Regions from separate parts of the Homo sapiens genome. Here region 1 is linked to region 2. Evidence: chromatin contacts called from ENCODE Hi-C or POLR2A ChIA-PET data. All regions are on one chromosome and are shown on one strand. Each heading gives the region's core, a stretch centred on a gene start or an enhancer-like site at or near the end of the contact. The rest is flanking DNA. Distances are from core to core; before and after follow the strand shown.

Region 1 (6,908 bases), core at 3,484-5,983, 33 kb after region 2:
TTAGTATCAATGGCATTCGAGAATGAACACATTCAGACGCTTTGATTTTTAAGATGTCATTTATTTAAAGCAAAATCAGTTTATATTCTCAAGGGGTGGATTTCAAAGATATAAAAAGAAAAGTCATTTTCGGAACAAACAATTTTGTTCAATTTCTATATAAAACCTAAATTACACTTTTTTTTTTTTTGGAGAGTAGACTCTGTGATATGGGAAATGGCTTCACTGAAATTCAGATTTCTACATGCAAAAGCTGACTCATTTTGTTATGGGATTAGCTAAAATGTTTAAAGAGCCCCGATGAAACAGATGAACTAATTTGTGAAAAGGCAAAAAGTGTAATCACGGTTCAGACTACATGAATAGTCAGTGCACGAACCAAAGCGATGAGGCCTTTGTAACCTCACAGAGATTCAGTCACCTGATCATTCCTCTTTCAAAGCAGTTTCAAAAGTACAGTGTGTTATTCTGGTGACTGGCATAGGTCTTGCTTATGTACAAAAATCAGAAAAAGTGGCTCCTGTGCTTACTAATTTCCAAGGTTGTTGCATGTCGGTGAAAAGTTGGTGGGGATTAGGACAAAGCACTGTGGAAACAAATTTTAGAGTTGTGGCATTTTCAGGCAACAAATAAGTGCAAGTCCACATCATAAAAAATTCTAATTTACCCTTTTTGGGGGTCAATTTGTATTTTTTTTTTTTGAGACAGAGTCTCGTTCTGTCACCCAGGTTGGAGTACAGTGGTGCGATCCCAGCTCACTGCAGCCTCCACCTCTTGGGTTCAAGCGTTTCTCCTGCCTCACTCAGCCTCCCGAGTAGCTGGGATTACAGGCATGTGCCACCATGCCTGGCTAATTTTTGTATTTTTAGTGGAGGCGCGGTTTCACCATGTTGGCCGGGCTGGTCTCAAATTTTTGACCTCAGGTGATTCACCCACCTCGGCCTCCCAAAGTGCTGGGATTACAGGCGTGAGCCACTGCGCCTGGCCAAATTTGTATTTTTTTATATAAAGTAAGGTTTACAAATATGACCTAAATGAAAACCAGATAAAATTGACAATGGCAAATAATTACCAATTTTAAATGTGGCAAGAATGACAGAGACGGCACTAAAGGAGCTCAATAAAGCCTTGGGTTCTGGACTCAGATCTGTCTTTTAATCATTGTGGCACATTGGGCAAGTCACTAAACCTCAGTGAGGCACAGTTTTTCATTATTGCAAGGATGGAATGGAAGCCACAAAGCATTTTTCTGATTTTCCCTACACTTGAGAGTTGTGTAGGAAACAAAGTGGATGAAATGTATGCAAAGAAATCAAAGTAGGTAAAACTGACATGAATTTGCACATTTGAAAGGCTCATCACTCCTTCATAAGATAGACAGTTATTCTCAGCTTCTGAACTGAAACTTCACGAGTGGGATTATCAGAGTAAAAGGACTTTTTAGTTCTTCGGTATTGAAACCCCTTTAAACAGGATGTAAGTTCTCCCTACGTCATCAACAACGAATAGCACACGTGCTGTACAGTGAAAGTTAGAATGATACGCTTCTTAATTGCAGAAGTATTCCCGTCAAAAGACAATAAAGCATATTTTGGAAGAAGTGGGACTCTAGTAAAAACACACAGACCTGAAAGCAGTGCATTAATTATTTTATTAATTTCTTCTTTTTACATTATGGGAAACATTCATCTATTTACAATATTTTTTTGTTCACACACAATCTAGGTAAATAAGCCTATGAAATTCCAATTCATAAAGCCATAAAAATGTTCCCACCCCTCCATCTGAAGGCTTTCAAATGAATCTTTTTTTTCCAAACCAAAATAATTTTTAAAAATTACATTTGGGAATTCAGATATGCTAGTGATTTACATTCCAGTTATTTAAAATATGCATCTAGACATGTTTTAAAAAAGAAATGGTAAATTCACAAGGATAAGGCTTAAATGAAAGTGGTAATGCACAGTAAAACATTAAGGAAACATCTATAAATAACAGAAATATATTACAATAAATTAGTTCTATTTACCATTTCAAATATTAAAAATCTTTAATCCATTTCTTCATCTCTCTTTACAAAAAGGTTATGTGAATTGTATGGAAACATCTGCAAAAAATATAATAAATACTTAATTTCTTTGAACGTTTTTTGATGTGGGAGACAAACTTCTTTTGTAATCCCCCCCTCCCCAAGAAAATGCCCAACACCTTTATACCAAAGTTAAACAAAATAAGTAATTTTTCAGGGTACATACATTTTCCATTACGAACTAAAAAACATTTCTACAAATTACATCAAAAAGAACAATGTAACAAAGGTTATGCTCATGAATGTCAGTTTCAGGGGTCAAGCAGCATTGTGTGGGGTCATGTTCTAACACCAATAATTAGCTTTTTATAAAGTGTTTGTACAATTTAAATTGTATTTTCAAGGAAGGCAAAGATCATGATGCCCTGTAGGCCTTGAGCTAAAAGATTTAAAATTCTTACCAAAAATAGCTTATGAATATACAAATGCCGTTCACTTAGACAAGATAAATAGGCCTTCTCTTGTCTCTCTTTAAAATATCATGGGCTAAATTAGTTTCCAAAGAAAATATTGTAGGATGATCTTGAGTCGTATTAGAAATCTATTTCTTAATCCAAATCTCAACTCTACCTCAGGGCACGGAGCTGTAATTGTGAGCATGGGTCTTGGGATGAACGCTGCTTCTTTCATATTAATCTGTGAGTTCCAAGTCATTCTCAGTATTGAATGTGACCATAGGCTACCCAAGTGGCAGTTGGCCCTACTCGATGCAAGCTTTGTGTGACTTTTAATTGCTGCTACAAGGTAAAGAAAAGGTGTATTCTTTTTAAAACTAGCAAATACTTGAAGCTCAAAATCTCTGTATGCTCCAATTTCACAAAGCACTTTGAGTGCTTTGTTCACCCTAGTTAAAAGTTGGTTCGTTGGTTTCAAAATAAGTGAGTAGCCCTTTTCTTGTAAACCACAGCAGTAAACATTTGTGCCCTGTTTATAAAGGTAGCTCAAAGCATCGATGGCTCTGAGAGGTAGCGAATTCTCTAGTGGTTTTAGAATATGTCCGTGAAAATATCTGTTGCTAGAACCCATCACCTCTCTTAATTTCATAAGTAAAATTAAATTAGCACCTGGCTATGAGAGTGTATTATTTTAAAAAGCTTCTCTGGTGCAAGCATGTTTGATGTATGTTTTTAAAAGTCTTTCGTTTTTAATTTCTAATGCTTTAGGATGTTAGCTGGACATAAAATGCCATTGATACTTAAGATTGCCACATCCTAAGTGTTTAAACTGTGACGAGTAAGGGCATTTAAAGACAACTTCAGCTAGACACCGATGCATACTGCCCATCAATCAAGACTAAAAATCTAAATCAACACTCTCTGCCAAAAGCCTTGACTTCTTTCAGTGTTTATGAATCATGACTCCCCCCACCTCTTCATGGCTGTTGACCCTGGCAGGTCGAGTTTCTTCTCTCACTACCTGGAACCTCAAGATGACAGCGGCAGCTCTTTTGAATGAGGCAGCATGTCTATTGGGGCAAAAATTTATTTTAGCCATTTGACACAGGACAGAATCCTATGCTAGGTATTACTGGACTCTGCAGTAGTGAGAGGAGATGAAAGGAGAAAATATATCTGAAATACGAACTACTTGGGTTAAAATAGACGGATGTGTAGCATTCAAAGGGATGGTAGGAAAACCCAAACTCTTCTCCAAAAACAGCCTTGCTGCCATTTACAGCGCTTTATAAGCAGATATGTACTTATATATGTGGAATCAGGTAGGCCCACCTGGATGGACACTTAACAAATTAATAGAACCAACACTTTCCCTTTAAAAACAGCCGCCACGACAACAATATAAATATACACAGTACAATAAGAGTTGAGAAAACATTTCAGGTCTAGATTTTCTTAATAATAGAACAAAAAAATCCCTTATGTAGTATACTAAACCATCAGTGCCTCCTTTGCCTTGCTTCATGTTATTGCCTTTCAGAATAGATTAATTTCCCTGAAAGATCGAATTTACAATCTTCTGCTGATTGAGACATTTGAAGCTGTGATTGATGAAGTAACAGTGAGGCAGTTTGTGCAGCTGTGAGTGTGCAGGTGCCCCCAGCACCTGCAGATTTCGCTTCTCCCATCCTTGCTACACATCCAGGTCCCCCACCCCCAGGCCAGGCTTGGTCCCCTCTCTCTGTGTCCCTCATGGATTCCAGTGAGATGGTGTGATTTCTGAGGTTGGGAATAAAGTGCTCCATCTGCTTTTTTAAAAGAATAACCATTTAGGGGAAATAAAGGGAATCGGAGGCCTAGTTTCTTTCACGTGGAAGACGGTAAGTCCCAAAGGATCACCCTGTGATACTGGATTTCTGAAATACCCTATGGTTTTATATTGCTGAACAGACTAGCTCGAGAGAACTGAGGACGGCGGGTGACCTAAAGGCATCACTTCTACACAGGTGGGTTTGGCTTTGCCCAGAAAATAAAGGGTTGGATCTCAGTATGAGGCAGGGCGACGGCATCAGGACAGGGGGCGAAGCTCGGTGAAGAAGGAGATGGGCAAACGGGTACGGGAAGTGGGGGGCTGAGGGGGGCCCGGGGGGCGGCTCCTGCGAGGTGGACAACTACACCGCGACAGTGGAAGTCACCGAGCTCGGGAGCGGACGGGCTCGGAGGGGGAGAGGCAGCCGGCAGAGGAGCGGCCGGGGGAGGAGGGGACAGATGCTTGGCGGCGGCGGCCGGGCTGCGGGGCGCTCAGAGCCGGGTCTGCGCCTCGGGGATGTAGATCTCGATGCTCTCGGCGCTCTCGGTGGCCGAGTTCTGGCGGACGGACGCGGCGCGCTTGGCGGCCATCAGGCGCTTGCGGGCCTCCTGGCGCTGCGAGCTCTCCAGCGAGCGCTCCCGGATCAGCGGCGCGGGGCCCTTCGCCGGCTTCTTTGGCACTGGAGGAGGGGCCCTTCTCTCCTGATCAAAGCAGAAGGTTCAGGACATTACACAGCTTCTCAGGACAAGCTTGGGAAAAACTGGGATAGGTCAGTAGTTAGAACACACAGTTTTTTACCTAGGGGTGGTTAGTTCTGATCTGCACACTGCATATCTACTTTTTTCTTCATTATTCTGGCTTGGGCATTCAAAAGATGCAGAAAAAAAAAAATCCCGGTAAGCTTAAGGCCCAGGGTAAGGCTGGGTTGCAGAACTAGGTCTCTCCAAGGGAAGGAAGTGGGTATTTTAAAGGCCCCCTGCGGAAAGCCTGCGGCTCCCAGCACATTGAGTGCGGTTCTCTCTGGAGACTCCAGACTCCTCCTGGTGCCAGAGATGGGCCAGGAAGCAGCGGCTGCAGCAGCATCTTAGAACCCCTGCATCCCCTCTAAGGATGCAAGTCACCGGGTGCAAGCTTGGTTCAGAGCTTAAAAACATCTCCGCTCTGTCCCCGGCCCGCCCACCGTCCCCTTCCCACCAAACCTAAATAAACAGAGGAGGAAGAAGAGATATCAGATTGTGTTCTTTAGCTTTGTTGGTGCTACACCAGGTTAGACCCTTTTGCACACCACACACGAACACACAAGCAATATACAATATACAGGGTCACGGGAGAGGGAGGCCATTGATATTTCCTACACTCGAGAGTTAATTAAGTCAGTTCCAAGGTGACTCTGACTAGGGGCCTCGGGATAACTGTGGTGGCCCAGGAAGCAATTCCAATCACAGGGGCAGAAACTGTGCCATGAAAAGTTGACACAGGATGAAAGAGGTCATTCCTCTTATCAGCAGCAAACTATGAAATGGGCGGATATTTTCAATGCCACTGCAAAAACAAAAGACAGTCATCTCTTTGGCATTAAAAAAAATGCAGCAGGAAAGAATGGCGTCTAGACCACAAAGGATTTTTAGGCAAAGAAGGTTGAAGTTGTAGACTGTGAAAGGGTGCACATAAAACTGATGTTTTCATTTTAAATAAAATACCCTCCATTCTCATAAAATGAAGCGTGAACATTATCTTAAAATATAGTTTCGGTGATTCTCCAAAGAGTACTCTTTGTATCTTAACACCAATGCTCAGCACAGCAATTCCTCCCTGCTTGCCAGAGCAAGTGCCTAGTTCAACTTCTCACCCTGGAGCTACCCCACCGGCTGTCTAAGGTGGAGTCTGTGTGGCTTAAAAGAGAAAAAAGGAGAGCCTGGAGTGCAAACTATATTCTCCCAACTCTGATTGTGCTTGTTCATTTTTCTCCTCAGGTTCATGGGGTGATGAAAAGCTCTGATCACAGGCAAAGTCCATTAAAAACCGTAAAAATCAAGCTAACTAATGATTTACTATGTAAATATCAATAGGTTACATATATCAATTCTTAGCATCTCTTCTTTTAGACATTTTAAATCTTCATTGTGGAATAACTCAGTGGATATTTTTAGAAATATGAATATTGGATATTTTTTAGTCATTTTCCTTTCCTTATACATTTGGATTTTTTAAACAATGATTACTATTATTATTATTATTGAGACAAGCTCTCGCTCTGTCACCCAGGCTGGAGTGCAGTGGCGCAACCACGGCTCACTGCAGACTCAAACTCTCCGAGTTCAAGCAATCCTCCCACCTCAGCCTCCCAAGTAGCTGGCACTACAAGTGTGTACCACCACGCCCAGCTAATTTTTGTACTTTTTGTAGAGACGGCGTTTCACCATATTGTTGCCCAGGCTGGTTTTGAACTCCTGGACTCAAGTGATCCACCCGCCTCAGCCTCCCAAAGTGCTGGGATTACAGACATGAGCCACCATGCCCAGCCAACAATGATTATTTAAAAAAAAAAAAAAAAAATTAGATGCATCAGCTCTGGAAACTAAATTACCAGTATGTGTGCATTTGTAGTGTTTTC
Region 2 (6,482 bases), core at 938-3,437:
TATATTTTAATACTCTAAAGGCATAAATTATCTCCATATAAATTGTAATGTGAGGATAAGGCTTTCAGAGACTGTAAATAGGTTGAAATGCAACAAAAGGTACACATTTAAATTTTTACATATGCCTCTTTTAAAAAATTATCCTGTTTAACAAGTCAAAACAACTTTTTGACTGTTACCTAGTCTGATTATTAATGTTTTATTGCTTTTAATTTCTTTCCAATGATTTTCAGGGATTTTTTGGTGGTGGTGGTTATTGTTTTGAGAATGGATCTTGCTGTGCCACCCAGGCTGGAATGCAGTGATGTGGTCATAGCTCATTGCAGTCTTGAACTCCTGGGCTCAAATGATCCTCCTGCCTCAGCCTCCTGAGTACCTAGGACTACAGGTGAGCTCCACCAGGCCTAGCTTTTAAAATTTTATAGAGATGAAGTCTCGCTGTGTTGCTCAGGCTGGTCCCAAACTCCTGAGCTCAAGCAATCCTTCTGCCTCGGCTTCCCAAAGTGCTGGGATTACAAGTGTGAGCCACTGTGCCTAGCCTGATTTTCATTTTGAAATTTGATTTACTTGAATGATTCTGTGAAAAGCCCAAGTGTATTACATTAGTCAACATCTTTTCCCAGCTGAGCGTGGGGGCTTACCAGTCTGGGCAGCATAGCGAGATCTTGTCTCTACAAAAAAATTAAAAATTAGCCAGGCATGGTGGTGTGCACCTTTAGTCCCAACTACTTGGGAGGCTGAGGCAGGAGGATTGCTAGAGCCCAGGAGTTTGAGGCTGCAGTGAGCCGTGGTTGCGCCACTGCACTCCAGCATGGGCAACAGAGCAAGGCACTGTCTCAAAAAAAAAACCAAAACATTGGCCGGGTGCTGTGGCTCACGCCTGTAATCCCAGCACTTGGGGAGGCCGAGGCCAGCGGATCACGAGGTCAGGAGATCGAGACCATCCTGGTTAACACGGTGAAACCCCATCTCTACTAAAAATACAAAAAATTAGCCGGGCGTGGTAGCGGGCACCTGTAGTCCCAGCTACTCGGGAGGCTGAGGCAGGAGAATGGCGTGAACCTGGGAGGCAGAGCTTGCAGTGAGCCGAGATCGCGCCACTGCACTCCAGCCTGGGCGACAGAGCGAGACTCTGTCTCAAAACAAAACAAAACAAAACAAAACGAACAAAACATTTTTTCCCCTAGCCTGCTTGTACAATAAATCTACACAATCTAGAACATCATTTATTTTAAATTCTCTAATTAACAGCTTGATTCAGTCATTTCACAATGTATACACATATCAAAACACCATGTTGTATACCATAAATATATACTTTTGTTAATTGAAAAAATAAAAGTAAGAAACTTAAACAAAAAAATAGCCCAGCCAGGCGTGATGGCTCACATCTGTAATCCCAGGGCTTTGAGAGGCCAAGGTGGGCAGATCACTTGAGGCTAGGAGTTCGAGACCAGCCTGGCCAACATGGTGAAACCCCATCTCTACTAAAAATACAAAGATTAGCAGAGCATGGTGGTGCATGCCTGTAATCCCAGCTACTTGGGAGGCTGAAGCAGGAGGATCGCCTGGACTTGGGAGGCGGAGGTTGCAGTGAGAGGAGATCACGCCACTGCATTCCAGCCTGGGCAAGAATGAGACTCCATCTCAAAAACAAATAGATAAATAACAATAGCTCTTTCCATTATAGTGTTATTTTCTGGTATCATCTGTAAACCCAGTATTGAAGTGAAAGTGTTGGATTAATTTGAGAAGGAAAAGATGTACTTATCAAACACCTTATATTAAATTATTATCTATTATATTATTATTGTATTTGTTGAATACCACATATACATATTTAGTCCTCACAACCCTAATGGGACGTGTTATTCCCATTGTGTAGCTGAGGAAACTGACACTCTTCAAAGTTCAGCTTGTCTGTGGTTACCAGCTGTAATGGGGCCCCCAGTCATGGGGTGATTCTGTTTGCTCACACTCTTTCCACACCCTATCCCCGAAATGAAACAACTTGGAACTGTCTCCATTTTTATTATACTGTTCAATAAAAATTTGGGGGTTGCTTTGGCAGATAATCATATGCAAGCTCTATTTTCCAAATATCTCAACTTATTTTTCTGCTCTCTCGAATTCCTCCCTCCCCTCCCCCATTCCATTTCCTTGTGACCACATCTGCTTCTTGGAGAGACTTGCAGGATCTGACACATCCTCTTGGTTTCCTAAGTCTTATGACTAGCCAATGCCTGAAATAATGAACTCCTCCAAGGCAAGAAATCTGTTTTGAAGCTTCTCTGCGTAAGTATTAACACTTAATCTATTATTCGATGCATTTCATTTCCCTTTGTAGGTATCGGTTTTCTGAGCCTGCAGCCTTAGGCTAGTACCTTTTTTTTTTTTTTTAAGTTAGTTTCTGTTTTTTATTTGAGCTCTGTTAGAATCTTTAGATCTATCCAGTGGCTATAGTTTACTCTGTGCTGCGCCTTTCTGCTTTCTCTCTGCAAAAATTATGGCTTTTTAGCTATATTTCCCCAAACAGAGGTGAGGTACTGCTCTTATACAAATACTTGAAGTTATAAATCCCACCTGCATTAAAAGGAAAGTGAAGATTTATGACAATGCCTTCCCATTCTTCTCTTTCAACCCCAAAACCTCCACCATTTTTGAAACAAGGCAAGTTCTTTAGGGCTGGAGGTCTTCAATGGTATACACCATGAGGTAAAGATCAGCTTTAAAATAAATACGTACCTCCAAGGGAAGAAAATTGAACAGGCCATTCATTACTTTTCCTTCAGAAAGCTAAGGTACAACAGGAATAAACTTAACTTGTGAAGGTTTTATGAAAGGATTGCCACCTCCTGCCTTGATGAAAAGATTAACCTGATTTGGTGAAATATGCTGCTATTTGCAGGCAGGTGCTGGCCTGATTCACCAACTCTGTGTTAATTTGAGCCTGCAGAGGTACCTTTGATCAGCTCTCAGAGCCTCAGCAGTGGCTCAGGAAACATCAAAACGCTGTAGAGCAGGCTCTAATCTCAGCCTTCCTGTTTCTATGCTTGCTCACTAGGTTCACACACAGCAGCCTGGTTTCCTGGAAGGGCATTTTCCACATTGTGCGTTATGGATGATCATCCCAGGCATCAGGTGTGAAGCCCTGCATCCACATCCAGGGGCTATCAAATCTCTCTGCAAAAGGAGAAGCTGGACTCAGGCACGTTTACAGTGATGTGTATGCAGGTATATGTAAATTAATGCCTGCGTCTAATGCTGGAAGTAACAACAATTCAGTTCCGGGGAACTCTGTTGTCGTAATGCAGCTGCTAAGTGCAACATATTCTGTCCATGAAGTTGACACCTGGATAACAGGTTTGGGTGATAGTAACTGAGGCTTTGGCAGTGGATTGAGAACTCTGAGCTAGAAACATAATGGCAGTACCCTTTACTAAGCCAGGGTGGTAGGTCAGATAGCATGGGTATTTTTTCGAAAAGTTGAGCTCTTACCCTTTTTTTTTTTTGAGACAAGGTTTCACTTGTCCAGGCTGGACAATCATAGTTCACAGCAGCCTCACCATCCCAGGCTCAAGTGATCCTCCCACCTCAGCCTCCTGAGTAGCTGGGACTACAGGTGCACACCACCACACTTGGCTAATTTAAAAAAAAAAAAATGTACAGGCTGGGCGCAGTGGCTCACGCTTGTTATCCCAGCACTTTGGGAGGCCAAGGCATGGGGATCACCTGAGGTCGGGAGTTCAAGACCAGCCTGACCAACATAGAGAAACCCCATCTCTACTAAAAATACAAAATCAGCCAGGTGTGGTGGTGCGTGCCTGTGATCTCAGCTACTCGGGAGACTGAGGCAGGAGAATTGCTTGAACCCGGAAGGCAGAGGTTGCAGTGAGCCGATATCGCATCATGCACTCCAGCCTGGGCAACAAAAGCGAAACTCCGTCTCAAAAAAAAAATTTTTGTACAGACAGGGTCTCTCTATGTTGCCGGGGCTAGTCTCAAACTCCTGGGCTCAAGTGATCCTCCCGCCTCAGCCTCCCAAAGTGCTGGGATTATAGGCATGAGCCATTGCCCTTGGCCTCTCATCCTTTTTACTCTCAATGACAGGTTCATACTTGCCCTTGGGCTTTATTTCCCTTTCCAGGCACATTTCCCTTAACTCTGCTCCAGAGTCTTACACTCCCATGTTTGGAATTTTAAAAAATTGATGCATTTTTTACATTGCATTGGGAGATATTTTAGAACCACTGGGGAGCTGGGCGCGGTGACTGACATCTGTAATTCCAGCACTCTAGGAGGCTGATGCTGGTGGATTACTTGAGGTCAGGAGTTCAAGACCAGCCTGGCCAACATAGCGAAACCCTGTCTCTACTAAAAATACAAAAATTAGCCAGGCATGGTATCGCATGCCTGTAGTTCCAGCTACGCATCAGTAGGAGGCTGAGGAATGAGAATCACTTGTACCTGGGAGGCGGAGGTTGCAGCGAGCTGAATTTGTGCCATGGCACTCCAGCCTGCACAACAGTGAGACTTTGTCTCAAAAAAAAAACACTAAGGAAACAGGGGAAAGAGAATTGAACTTCTGTAGCTGCTCAAGTCATTTGGCATCTCTAAATCTGGGCTTCTTCATCTCTCGTTATATAAAAAAACAGATACCTAAATTTCAAGGTTGTTGAGGATTAAATGAGGTAACAATGTAGAACCTCTTTAGAGTTTTAGAGCAAAGCTGATTGACCTACAAATCCATGTTATTGTTGGATCTTAGATGAGCAAATCTACCTGGCTCAGGTTCTGACTCCGGTTTCCACTTGCCGCCTGGGAGGTGACTGTCCCCAAGTCCGCCTCTGAGGTGGTCCTGCTGGGTCCTGGCCTCGCCTATTTCCCACACCTCTCGTCTGCCTTTCTCCAGTTTCTTACAACAGCAGCAGTAAAGTTCCCTTCCCCCGATCCTTAATGCTGTCTTTACTTCTCTCCTATGATGTTATACAAGGAAGTAGTGTGAGGGCTTCAGGCGGGGGCTGTAGGCTGGAGATAGTGGTGGCTGTTGTAGTGCTGATGAGGTCATCATCATCCCTGAAACCAAGCTGCGTGATTTTTTTTTTTACCACTGGCATCATTCCTATAATGCAGAAAACAACACCAGGTCTTTTTTTTTTTTTTTTTTTTTTGAGACCGAGTCTCTCCCTGTCACCCAGGCTGGAGTGCAATGGCGCAATCTCGGCTCACTGCAACCTCCACCTCCTGGGTTCAAGTGATTCTCCTGCCTCAGCCTCCCGAGTAGCTGGGATTACAGGCGTGTGCCACCACGCCCAGCTAATGTTTTGTATCTTTAGTAGAGACGGGGTTTCACCATGTTGGCCAGGCTGGTCTCAAACTCCTGACCTTGTGATCCACCCGCCTCGGCCTCCCAAAGTGCTGGGATTACAGGCGTGAGCCACCGCACCTGGCCCAACACCGGTTCTTTATTACTAAAGGGCTAACCACTCAGAGCCTCCAATTTGCTTTCTCCTTCTCCCTCTGGGCTCACGTAAGTAGAACACTCTGAAGAAGCCTCAATCTGCTTTTTGTGATTTCGATATGCAGTAACCCAAGCTGCCCCCGATACAGAAGGAAGAGAACTGAGCTTAGCTCCAGAAGACCTAACTATGACACTAGGCCAGCATAATACTAGCTGGGTGGCTAGGAGTAAACTAACTTCTTTGAGCTAGTTTTCTTGTCAGTAAAGCATAGAGTTGGATTAGATGATATCTTTAGCCTCTGAAATCTCTAACTTTCTAAGGACATAAATAATACATATAGATCTAGTAACAGTGTAGGCTATTTGAAATCAGTGAAAGTTCCATAAGATACCTCTCATCCTAAGCCTAGGTGAAAGGTTTGCCATAGAAGAAAATGCAAATAAAAAGTTCAGTAGAGGGCATCTCAGAATGATGAAATGATTGGTTTCTTTGGGCAAAACCATCAATAGGGTGATTTGAAACTTTCGGGATGACATTTCTGTCCAGAGAAAAGGACAGTCAGCCAGGCACGGTGGCTTGGCTCATGCCTGCAATCCCAGTACTTTGGGAGGCCAAGACCGATGGATCACTTGATGCTAGGAGTTTGAGACCAGCCTTGCCAACATGATGAAACCCCATCTCTACTAAACATACAAAAATTAGCCAAGCATGGTGGCCTATGCCTGGTGGCCTATGCTTGTAATACCAGCTATTCGGGAGGCCGAGGCAGAAGAATCGCTTGAACCTGGGAGGTAGAGGTTACAGTAAGCTGAGATCGCACCACTGCACTCCAGCCTGGGAGACAGAGTGAGACTCCATCCCAAAAAAAGAAAAAGAAAATAACAGTCTGGTCTAAGGGTTTGTTTTAGTCGAAGTAATAGGAATTGATGTGAAGAGGAAGCATCCCCTGATGCCAGGGCAGATGGTGGAGAGCAGAACACCAGGGTGGTACAGGGCAGAAGAGGGAGGGTGAACAGAAAG

Evidence for each region. Hi-C counts contacts between places; a loop is a spot of excess contacts on that map. ChIA-PET counts read pairs that join two places held with the same protein, here RNA polymerase II (POLR2A). Pooled maps may share reads with other maps.
Region 1: POLR2A ChIA-PET joins it to region 2 with 14 read pairs in OCI-LY7. The contact joins the enhancer-like site here to the promoter of GAPLINC in region 2. A Hi-C loop is called at or near these places in 6 of 168 maps with a recorded cell type or tissue (B cell, CD4-positive, alpha-beta memory T cell, PC-3 and 3 more) and 4 of 50 pooled maps. POLR2A ChIA-PET finds 5 or more read pairs at or near these places in 18 of 52 experiments (A549, AG04450, BJ and 14 more).

What each region holds. Positions count from the first base shown.
Region 1 is chr18:3,494,400-3,501,307 of GRCh38, forward strand. It overlaps DLGAP1 (DLG associated protein 1), which reads right to left. Exons shown (of 13, transcript NM_004746.4): 13 at 1,633-4,995. The coding sequence ends at 4,786. Among named protein-coding and RNA genes, the nearest start is that of GAPLINC, 32 kb to the left of the region's middle. Within about 2 kb of position 4,734, at least 3 of the 41 ENCODE cell types and tissues checked have a DNase peak (open chromatin) inside an H3K27ac peak, as active enhancers do; they include OCI-LY7, where a contact is called at or near this core.
Region 2 is chr18:3,464,063-3,470,544 of GRCh38, forward strand. GAPLINC (gastric adenocarcinoma associated, positive CD44 regulator, long intergenic non-coding RNA) reads left to right here and starts at 2,188. Exons shown (of 3, transcript NR_110429.1): 1 at 2,188-2,295; 2 at 3,065-3,234. The region is part of intron 2 of LOC105371965 (a long non-coding RNA gene); the gene reads right to left. RefSeq lists enhancers at 2,691-3,378, 5,076-5,866.